Regions from separate parts of the Mus musculus genome. Here region 1 is linked to region 2. The links are chromatin loops, found by intact Hi-C in ENCODE. Cell type or tissue: heart. All regions are shown on one strand. Each heading gives the region's core, and the rest is flanking DNA. Links, peaks and the distances in the headings are about the cores only. Region 1 overlaps Dip2b (disco interacting protein 2 homolog B). Region 2 overlaps Dip2b (disco interacting protein 2 homolog B).

Region 1 (5,374 bases), core at 262-5,261, 49 kb after region 2:
ATCCCAACACAAAAAAGGTAAAGGCAAGCAGATCTCTTTGAGTCCAAGGAAACCTCATCTACAGAGAGCTCCAAGCCAGCCAGGGGTAAGAAGGGAGACAAGCAATAACTTTCTCATTAATTTCGTCAATAAGTTTGTTTGTGTGCACACGCATCAGCAGGCCACATGGTAGTCAGAGGGCAACTTGTGGGAACTGGTTCTCTCCTTCCACCAGGATCAAACTCAGGGTTTGGTAGGAAGTGCCCTTTACCTGCCTCATCAGCCCCTCAAAAGCTGTTCTTTAAAAGGGAAACTTCAAGGGGCTGGCGAGATGGCTCAGGGGTTAAGAGCACCGACTGCTCTTCCGAAGGTCCCGAGTTCAAATCCCAGCAACCACATGGTGGCTCACAACCATCCGTAATGAAATCTGATGCCCTCTTCTGGAGTGTCTGAAGACAGCTATAGTGTACTTATATACAATAAATAAATAAATAAATCTTTTTTTAAAAAAAGGGAAACTTCAAGCAACTTCAAGTACTGCAAGAAATCAATTGTTGGTGTGTCCCCACCTGTACACTTTGTCTGCAGTGGGCACGCAGAACGATGCTGGAGCTTGATGCACAGACAGTGCACCTAGACTATGTACTGCAAGAGATATGCAAACACATATACACATGTAAACACACGTGTGAACAGGGAACACCACACATATAGGAAAATTTACATATAGGAAAATTTTAAATTCTTTCAATTTAAATGAAGAATTGGAAAAATCTTCTAGACTAGATTTTCAGAAGTGGTAGGAGAATCATGACATCAGACCCACTGAGCTGCTCCTGCGGAGTGGCCTATCCACGTCCTACGCCCACACTGGAAAGACGTCAGAGTTTAAGAGCAGCAGCAGACATCCACACACAAGTGCACTATTTCTCATCTTTGGAAATTAGTTGACCTTGGAAATTACTTGTTTCATAGTAAATACAAAACTATGTTTTTTTTTTAAAAAAAAAAAAAACCTTAAGGCAGCTATGGTGGTGGCAACATCTGTGATCATAGCACTTGGGAGGTGACAGTAAGACGATCAGAAGCTCAAGGCAGACCAGGTTACAGATCTATTCCAAATCACTACCCTCTTCTCCCCCAAAAAAACAGGTGAAAATAGAGCCAGGGTGACGGCTCTGGAGGTGAAACCATTTGCCACACAACGCCCTGAGTTCCATTCCCAGAAGACCATGGGCAACCTTGCCTGAAGTATACACTGCAGAAACAATAAGAGATCCAGTCTCAACAAGAAAGAACTGACTCCTGCGGGGTGTCCTCTGACCCCTACACATACCACGGACACATGTGTACTATGACATGTGCATGTTCTCTCATGTGCACACACACTTAAATGAATGAATAAATAAGAAGCAAGTTGTCCTCTGTTCTCATGGCTGTCTGGATAGGGATGACAACAAGCAAGGCCAAGTGTGTCTGTGGTGCCAGCAGTCAGGGATTTGAGGCAGAGCGGTCACAGATCTAAGCCTGTTCTGCACACAACACTGTCTTTTGACAGTCTTTTTTTGCAAAAGTAAAATCTTCAAGTTCACAGAGAGAGTTTAAGCAGCAGCAGATGAGGGGTGAGGGGAGTGAGGAAGGAGACAGACAGACAGATACACAGACACACAGAAAGAATGATCTAATACTTATATAACTCCCTAAATAAGAGTCTATCCGGCTGGAGAGATGGCTCAGCAGTTAAGAGCACTAGCACTGACTGCTCTTTCAGAGGGTCTGGGTTCAATTCCCAGAAACCAAATGGTGGCTCACAACCGTTACTAGTCCAATGCCCTCTTCTGGTGTGTCTGAAGACAGCTACAAATGTACTCATATAAATTAAATAAATAAAACTTTAAAACAAAACATACAAACAAAAAAGAGTCTATCCAGAGAGGTTTTATAAGGAGGCTCACTCACCTTGGTAAAAGGTATTCATGGCCAACAGCAAGGCTGGGCAATCTCCACCTGCCACCTAGGAAGGGCCTGAAACCCTAAGCTTCTCAAAGAGCCTCACCACCAACCAAGCCTGTAGAAGGGACCTCACCCTTAGGGAAGGCAAGATTCACCTGAACATTCTCTAGGATCTGTAAATGTCTGGCAGGCTAACAGGTAGACAACCAACCTTCGGTTTTCCATGAGCAAAGTCATGTATCACACCAAAGTGAAACAACCCTGCATCTATAGAAAGCCCCATCTCTAGCCTAACCCGCCAACCACAGTAACCACCTGGCATTAACTAGCTTCTTTGTTAGTTATACTTTATTAACTCGAAAAGTAACAATTACACTAAGCAGGAAACTACCATGCAATTCCTTCAAGTAATTGATAGGACTCCTTCAAGTTGAGAGGGTAAACCTCTGAACTGCACTGCTGCTGCCGGCAAGCCCACCCTGTGTCACATATCAACACTGAACACGTAGCACTCGGATCACAGGAGAGATGAACACAGAAAGCAAGGCCTGCCAGCATCGTGCTGATCCGGACAAGGCAGGCAGAGCTTGGCATTCAGCAAGGCTCAGGCTCAGGTTATTAGGAAGGGATCTCTATCTTATTTTATTATTGTGTATGGTGTGTGTGTTCACATATGCATGTAAGAATACATGCTATGGCATGTATGTGGTAGACAGAGAACAATTTCCAGGACTCAGTTCTCTCCTTCCATAGTGGATTCCAGGTAGTGGACTCAGGCCATCAGTTTTTTTGTGACAAGTGCTTTTATCCACTGAGCCATCTTGTTGGCCCTGGGACTAATATTTTATCAAAATTATACAAGACTAAAAAACAGATACAAAAGTATATTTCTGGTGTTAACCAAGAAGAGGCCCACAATGGTCAGTCGGTCTCTCTCTCTTTCTCTCTCTCTCTCTCACACACACACACACACACAGCTACCAAAGCTCTGAGTTAGACAGAGCAACAATTCTTGGAGAACTAAGGAAAACAGAGAGGGGTGAGGTCCACTGGGGTTCACAGTACAGCACATTTCCTGCTTGAAAAAACAAAAAAAACACCTATCACTTCTTGGCTTTGACCCAATAACGGCCTTCCTTGTGGCCCAATTCAAAAAACATCAAAGTAGACACAAACTAAAACTGTTGACATGACCTTACTCGGGCCAGAGGCCTAAGAGAAGCCCAAGCAAGCCGATAGCACAGGTAAACTTCTCTTTTTGTCATCCTGAACTCAGGGCTTAGGTCTGAACACTTGGCCTGAGGTAACTGTAGGACATTAGCGAAAAAGAGACCCTGAAAGCTCAAGCTGTGAGCACCCGCCCAACCCAGACCAATCTCTACACGGAAAGGAACTGGCTGATCCCAGGCCACAGCAGAGAACTGCTCCAGAAGAACACAGACGTGGCAAAGCCTGGACACCACCCGGGGCAGGACAATACATGCACAGTGGGCACTGCCACTGTGGGGCCAGACGATGCAAGCGCATAGCAGTTCCACCAGCATAGCACAGACAGGAGAAGATCTGAATTAGAACCACCTGCTAACATGGACCTAACTGAAGGGTGCCATGTGGCCACACTGCCTGCTGACCTTAAATGATAAGAACTGGATGCATGCACCTCAGTGGAAAGATGCTAGTCTAACCCATGGCAAGCCCTGGGTACATCCTCAGCACTGAAGATCAGGGAGAGGTTATGCAGAAATGTAAAATAATATTTTTTAAATTTTTTTATTTATACATATATGGGTGTTTTGCCTGCATGTAGGTCTGTGTACCATGTGCATTTCTGGTACCCACAGAGGCTCATAAAAGGTGCTGGATCCCCTGGATATGGAGTTACAAATGACTGTAAACTGCTGAGAATCAAACCTGAAACCTCTGGAGGACGAGTCGGTCCTCCTAACCACTGAGCCATCTCCCCAGTCCCCTAAGGTACTATTTTTTAAACATGCACTATATGCGATTATAGGTGTGTGCCTCTGCCCTAGAAGGTCAGAAGCATGTCTGACGCCTAGAGCTGGAGTTTCGGGCAGCAAGAAACGCCTGACTGTGGGTGCCGGGACTAGCACCCAGGGTCTCTATAAAGACAATACATGCTCTTAGCCACAAAGCCATCTTTCCAGCCCCTAAAACAGTATTTTTAAAGCATCAATCTTTAGCCAAATTACTATCTTTAGCCTTTTAAACTTAACAGTATCACACTCTTTCTATGAAGATTAACTTACAAATTACAGTTTTAAAATACGTGAATTCTTTAGTCAGTGGGAGAATAGTAAGAAATGTGAGCCTTGAGGGAAGATGAGGGTACATCTGATCACCCCATTTACTGTCTCGTGAACTAAATCACTCTGATATACGATGCTGGGGATGGAAATAATTATACACAGGTTAGCCACACGTACCATACTCTTCTAAGCCACTGCACCCCATTCCAGACTCTCTGCATTTTTGCCTATCTAAAAAGTAAATCTGGGCCCTGAAGAGATGGCTCCGAAATTGCTCTATGAGGACCTAAATTCAGTTCCCAGTACTCACTTAGCTAGTTCAAGGAGATCTGATGTGTTCTTTTTATCTCCATGGTTACTACACATACATGATGAGTAGATATATACAGGCAAAACACCCATACACATAAAGGGAAATTATCATCATCATCTAAAAGCAGAGGAGGAGGAAGAGAAGGCAGTGGTGAACCTGGAGTGACCTGGTGGTATACTGAATATACCTGTAGTCCCAGCAGTCAGGTAGCACAGGCAGGAGGATCTCTGTGAGTTAAAAAAACTAGCCTGGTCTATGTAGCAAGGAGCCAGGCAGGGCTACCTAGTGAGACCTTGTCAATAAGTACACCTGGACTGGCACAGCATTCCAACATCCAGGAGTCCAAGGCAGGCAGCTCACAAGATCACAGGGGCAGGAAGTAGTAGATGGGGAGGGGAGGGGAGAGGAGGGAGAATATGAAAACACCAACCTCAGTTTCCCACTAACCTGAGGAAAGATGTTCTCTTGGCCAAGTGAAAGAAGGGAGAGGATGTCAGAGTCTTTTCTCAACTCCACTTTTGCTGCCCCGCCCCCGCCCCCGCCCCCGCCCCCGCCCCCGCCCCAGGAACTCAACAGATCACTCAGGGAGCAGCTCCCTCAGGCCAGCTGCCTCCACAGCTCAGCAGCTGGTAGCCTATCTGTCATGGTCTCCTTGCAGGTGTCAGGTATCTGGGAAGCACTGCTCTGTCCTGTCAAGAGGACAGGGCAGGGATGGTGAACACCCAAGGACGGAGACCGTGGATCAGCAGGAGGTGGGCTTCTCAGGCTGTCCATGCTGTCAGGCAGGACAGCACCCCACACCTCAGCCTGAACCTCTGCAGAAGCAAAGGACATACAAATGACATATAATTTCTTTTCCTTG
Region 2 (5,374 bases), core at 121-5,120:
TCACTCAAAGGAACATGATCTTTCCAAACTGTGTACTTAATGTTTTAAATGTTAAAAAGGACTGCAAATTCTTACTTAAAAGAGGAGACATTCAAATCTAAGTATTTTTAAATATCTTTCTCAAATATGTTTCTGCTTTATGTTTTTTTGATGTAACTAATTTAAAAGGAGAAAAATAATGTAAGTGAAGATAAAACATTGCCACGAAGAAGTGACAGGCAAGCCGGGCAGTGGTGGCACACGCCTTTAATCCCAGCACTCGGGAGGCAGAGGCAGGCAGATTTCTATGTTCAAGGCCAGCCTGGTCTACAGAGTTCCAGGACACCCAGGGCTACACAGAGAAACCCTGTCTCGAAAACAAAAACAAAAACAAAAACAAAAAAAGGTGGCAGGCATAAATCTGGGAAAGACCTGGAAAGAGCACATATCTCCACTCGGAATCAAAATCAGCTACAGGTCATCACAGGAAAAGGAAACATACACAGAGAAAGCCTTCTAATGAAAATGGGGTCAGCGGGTGTACGGGCCAGAGCACAAGTGAATGGGCACCAGAAACAAAGCCCACACAGCTCTCTTCTGAGTAATGGGCATGTCTCTGTCTTCATAGGAATCCAAGCTTCTAAGCCATCCCATTTCCTCTACGTCTAAAACTGTGACAATCGACATACTTTAATTTGTCAGAAATCAACCCAGACGTTCTATTTACAGTTTCAGTAAGTATACCCAGCACATGTCATACAAACATAGATTTATGTCAGAATAAACTCAGTTTGCGTGTGTAGTGCATCTGCTCCAACTTGACAAGACATTGTAAAAGCAGCCATGAAAGTTGGCCCACAACTATCTTTTTAGCATTCAGGAGGCTGAAGCAGGAGGACTGCTGTGAGTTTGAGATCATCCTGGGCTACAAAGACAACAAAAGCATCAGCAAGATGGCTCAGTAGCCACCATACCTCAGAGCCAGAGTCCAATTTCCAAGGCCCACATGGCAGAAGGAGAGAAATGACTTCTGCAAGTTGTCCTGTGATCCACATACTCTGTGGTACAGGTGCTCTTGTGTGCATACATGTGCGTGCAAACACACACACATACACACTAAACAAACAAGTAATTATAAAAAGAAGTTGTAAAATAAAAACCAAGAGTAAATCAGACTTCCAGGAAGAACAGTGAATCTAGCAGAACTTAGTGCAGGCCAGGAGCTCATCTTCCTGAACAATCTGTCACTATAAACTTATCGACTTTGATTTCTAGGTACTGCACTGAGACAGGCTGGCTGCAGAGTGCTGGGATTGCAGGTGTGTACTACTGTGTACAGCTAAAGCTTTTGCTGCACATGAAACCAGCTGTTCATGATAGAACATTAAGGGAATACCAAGGAAGAAAATGAAAGTGATATTGATTCTCTTAAAACTAAAAGCTATGGTCTATCAAACCAAATTATGTTTCTAGATAAAAGGTGACCCTCTGAGCAGAGTTCTCCAACACTGTAAACTTAGCTGTCTCTCCTACAGGAACTAGCAGTGAACATGGACTTGGGGTGAGAAGAAAGAAGTAGTCTCCGGGCAGGTCACAGATGCTGGAGATTTATTACACTCTGCCTGACAGTGCACCATTTAATGGATGAAACTGGAACAACACGACCCGGGCCTTATCAAGGGGAGGACAGAGGAGTCTGAGGGCATGGGAGGGCAGAGCACTATCTACCAGGCGGGCAGGCAAGATGCTGCCAGAGGTGGACCATCCCTATCCAACCACATCTCAGGAGTTACTTGGGGAGCCTCAATACAAGGCCCCATGATTGGGATAAAGTGTTTAATTTTACTGCCATGGCAAGAAAAAACTAAAAGCAACGGTGGAATCACTATATATAGCAACATAATAGATAATCTATAAATTAAAGTGAAAAACTCAGACCCTTAGTCTGAACAAATAACTTTCTCTATAGTAAGGACTAGATGGAACCTGCAGTGACTAGCTATAACAGAATTCTTTACCCTCCCGCTATTTAGTTTATAGACACGGGGGTACTTATAAAACTGATGTAACTTGAAAGGCACTAAGTATAAAGACTGGACTAGAGGCTGCAGCCTTACAAATGCAGTCTCCCCTCCCCGTGTGACTTTAACAGAGGTCACTACAGTGATGTTTTGGCTCTTCAGGCAGCTATGCTATGCGGAGCGGCCACTAGGGGTCAGCGGTTCCTTTAAATGGAGCGGTAGAGTTGTTACATGTCATCCCTTTTCAACAGTCATCATGCACACAATGTGCTCTTCTGAGCGTGGGTGAGTCTTCTATGTGTCTGCTGATTGAACGTAGTGACCCAAGCACAGCCCAGAAAGGAACAGCACAACGTTCCCACCCAGGAACACAGGAGACGCCAATTCAGTTCTTACCCCTGACGCTGCTGCCTGTAACTTCAGAGATATTCACACATGGAGGAGGAGCAGTGCCAAGCAAGGCAGCTCAGAGATGAAGCACTGGACAAAACATTCACTGCAAAGGTGATCAGAGCTGCCATGCTCTCAGCCGTGCAGTGAGGTAATGATCATCAGGGCTCATGGTTTTAACCCTGCATGCTCTTTGTAAACTTCACACATGTGTCTTCCCCCACCCCCACTTACCCATCCTAGCCCCCATCCCTGTGGTATTGCTGAAAAGGAAAAGAGCAAGGCTCTGTGACCCACATGACAGGAATTAAGTTTCAGGAAAGGGAGACACTGAAGGAGGACCTAGCTGGGCACACCTCTTTCCTCCAATGTGATGTTCATAGCAAACCAGTAAAGGGGTGGGAACCTTGATAGGGACAAGGAAGACTGCTGGGAACAGGTAGCTCACTCATAAACAAAACAGACCCGGGAAGAACAGCAGCTCAGCTCACCTGCTAAGCCCAATGGCAACAAGGAGGTAACACTGCAGCTCTTCCCACTCTCTGGCCCCCTCCTTCCCTTCCCACCTGTAAAGAGACAAGATCAAGGCTATACAGAACAGAGTATATGTATATATACTTGGTTGCTATGTAGTCCTCACACTCAGGATCCTCCTGCTTCAGCCTTCCAAGTGAAGGCATTACAGGCTTCCTAATCCATCTCATCTCATCTGTATAGTAACACTGACTGGCGATGCTTTTAACAAAGTAGGAGGTCCCTCACAGATGAGACATCAGAAGAGTGTGTCAACTGTCACCTGAGTCCTTATTCAAGGCCCCTGCTCTCCTCCTCACCAAGGACAGATGAAGCTGCCCAAGTCCTTCTGTGCCTTTGCTGAGGAGCTTAGGCCCTGGGACTTACAGAGAGCCTCAGGTCTCCTCACGTCTCTTCACGTCTCCTCGTGTCCGGAGAAAGAGGCCATGAGTGCTGAGTTCCTAACCTGGGAAGGAAGGGGTCAGCAGCCCTGATCAAGTCCCTACACAGATCCTGACCACAGATTTTTCTGGGCCACAGGACACCAGGAAAATAGCTGTGCCAGAGACTAAGGGAACATTTCAGGAACTTCATTCTGCGACTCCAAGAGTGTCTTGTGAGGCAAGAAGAATGGACTCCACCTTCAGGATACGTCAGAGGGGCAGGAAAAGAAGTGGGCTGAGCAGCAGGGCAGCATTAAGGGCTGCAGAGTGAAACTGGCTCGCAGTCACACCCAAAGGCCTTCAGTTTCGGAAGTGAATACAGGACCACTTGATGCCTGTGGGCTTTTAGACAATTCAGGGGGAAAAAGAAGCCCCGAGAGGAAGGACTGGACTTCCTTCTGATAAGACACATGGAGCAGATACAATGATATGCATCCAGTCATGGCTACTCCCATCCTACCCACACCCACAAAAGCACAGACTGGGGGTGGAAGCTGCAGTCTCTCTATTATACGGAAGCCTTGCCTGCAAAGGAGCCTCTAACTCAGGATGAGATGGACAGCACAACCCACAGCAGGGAGCTCCCACATCTCAGAGGCACACACGGGCCTACTTCATTATACTCCAAACATCACTTCTGGTTTCAGTAGCTGGGTTGTCCAGACCCTCTGAGTTTCTCCAGCACTCATTTAGAAGTCTGGAATCCTGTGGTTTTCAAAGTTTGGCACCCAATCCATGTAACGGCAGTGCTGTGCCCTCAGCGGCAGAGGCAGAGGTCGGTCGGAGCTGCTCTTACTCTCCCTGTGCTCCAACTGGCCTTGGCCCTTTACACCAAGGTTCCTATCAATTTAGTTAAAATAAATAACCGAGATCTTGCTGGAATCCTCACATCTACCACTGACGGTGGGTGGCTGCGATTAAAAAAATGGCATATCAATTTAGAGATTAGGAAACTGATTGAATGTTATGATTACAATTCCATCTTAATGGATGATGGCTCAAGGTGAAGCTCTGTCTGTGATTCCAGGGGACTCCTTCTACAGGGAGACAGGGGATGGAGACTACGGTTTGGAGTGGGATGAGGAGGGGGGTCCTTAGAAGCTTGTGGGCCAACTAGCTTGGTATAAGCAAATAACAACAAAGGGAGAGCCTGCCTGGAGGTGGGAGGTCACACCCAAGGCTGTCCTCTGATCTCCTTATATAGACCCACTCACATACATGTACTTGTGCACATCACAAGCCCCAAAGCAAATCCTGCCTACCAATGTACACAAAGTCATATGTTTTATAAAAAGACAAACTGTGACTCTTCTTTTACATTCTTACAGGAAGCTTGTTAGAGAAAATGATATTTCAGGCTCTTCTATAGTCTGGGGCAGTGGGGGGCTAAACCACAAAGTGTTTCCTTTGTTTCTATTAACACAATCATATAAACACGTGTACAGGCTTAAGGCAGAACCCAATGCTGCAGGCCCACGGTGAAAGGCACATGGCTGAGGGGCTGCAGTGTGCAGTTGCCTATGCAGAAGGCACTGGGGTAAATACCCTCCAACAAAACAATGGCCCCACCCACGACTGATAACACAAAAACAAAAACCTTTGCTCACTAGAACATCTTCCTGGGATATGCTATAGAAGTCACCACACCACCACATCCACCATCAACTGAGGTGGGAGCTGTGGTCATCCGCAGTCTAGGAGGAGAGAGAGAGCTCAGCCTGCTCACGTGGTGGGTGTCAGGCCAGACAGGGTGATCTAGTGAGAAAAGGAAGGAAGGAAGGAAGGTGGGTGAGCCCCATCTTCCCTGGGACACAGAGAAACGGAGCTGAAGCAAGAACAGAAGAAAAGCAGACATAACAGTCTGAAACAACATCAACACAGTAAGACGGGGAAGCTCTTCACCAGCATCATCAAAGCACTGGCTCACTAAAGGAAAGGGTCTGGGACCAGAGGACAGGAGCCACAGCAGCTCTTCAGGGGCATTTTCCAATGCATTAATCTTTACAATGCTGGGCAGGGACTGAACTT

The links. Peaks named below come from ENCODE experiments on the same cell type or tissue, not always from the same donor. Only the 100,000 strongest peaks of a DNase experiment are listed, where the experiment ranks them.
Region 1: it touches region 2 in a loop (2.3-fold over the local background); 7 of 42 quality-filtered maps call a loop at or near these places.

The regions. Positions count from the first base shown.
Region 1 is chr15:100,074,735-100,080,108 of GRCm38, reverse strand. All of the region lies in intron 1 of Dip2b (disco interacting protein 2 homolog B), which reads right to left. Among named protein-coding and RNA genes, the nearest start is that of Dip2b, 39 kb to the right of the region's middle. In heart, for the core only: no CTCF peak of the experiment used is centred there; no DNase peak of the experiment used is centred there; H3K27ac peaks cover 545 bases.
Region 2 is chr15:100,123,762-100,129,135 of GRCm38, reverse strand. All of the region lies in intron 2 of Dip2b (disco interacting protein 2 homolog B), which reads right to left. Among named protein-coding and RNA genes, the nearest start is that of Dip2b, 88 kb to the right of the region's middle. In heart, for the core only: a CTCF peak has its summit at 2,184 (motif pointing right); DNase peaks (open chromatin) are centred at 2,215, 3,655 and 5,075; H3K27ac peaks cover 900 bases.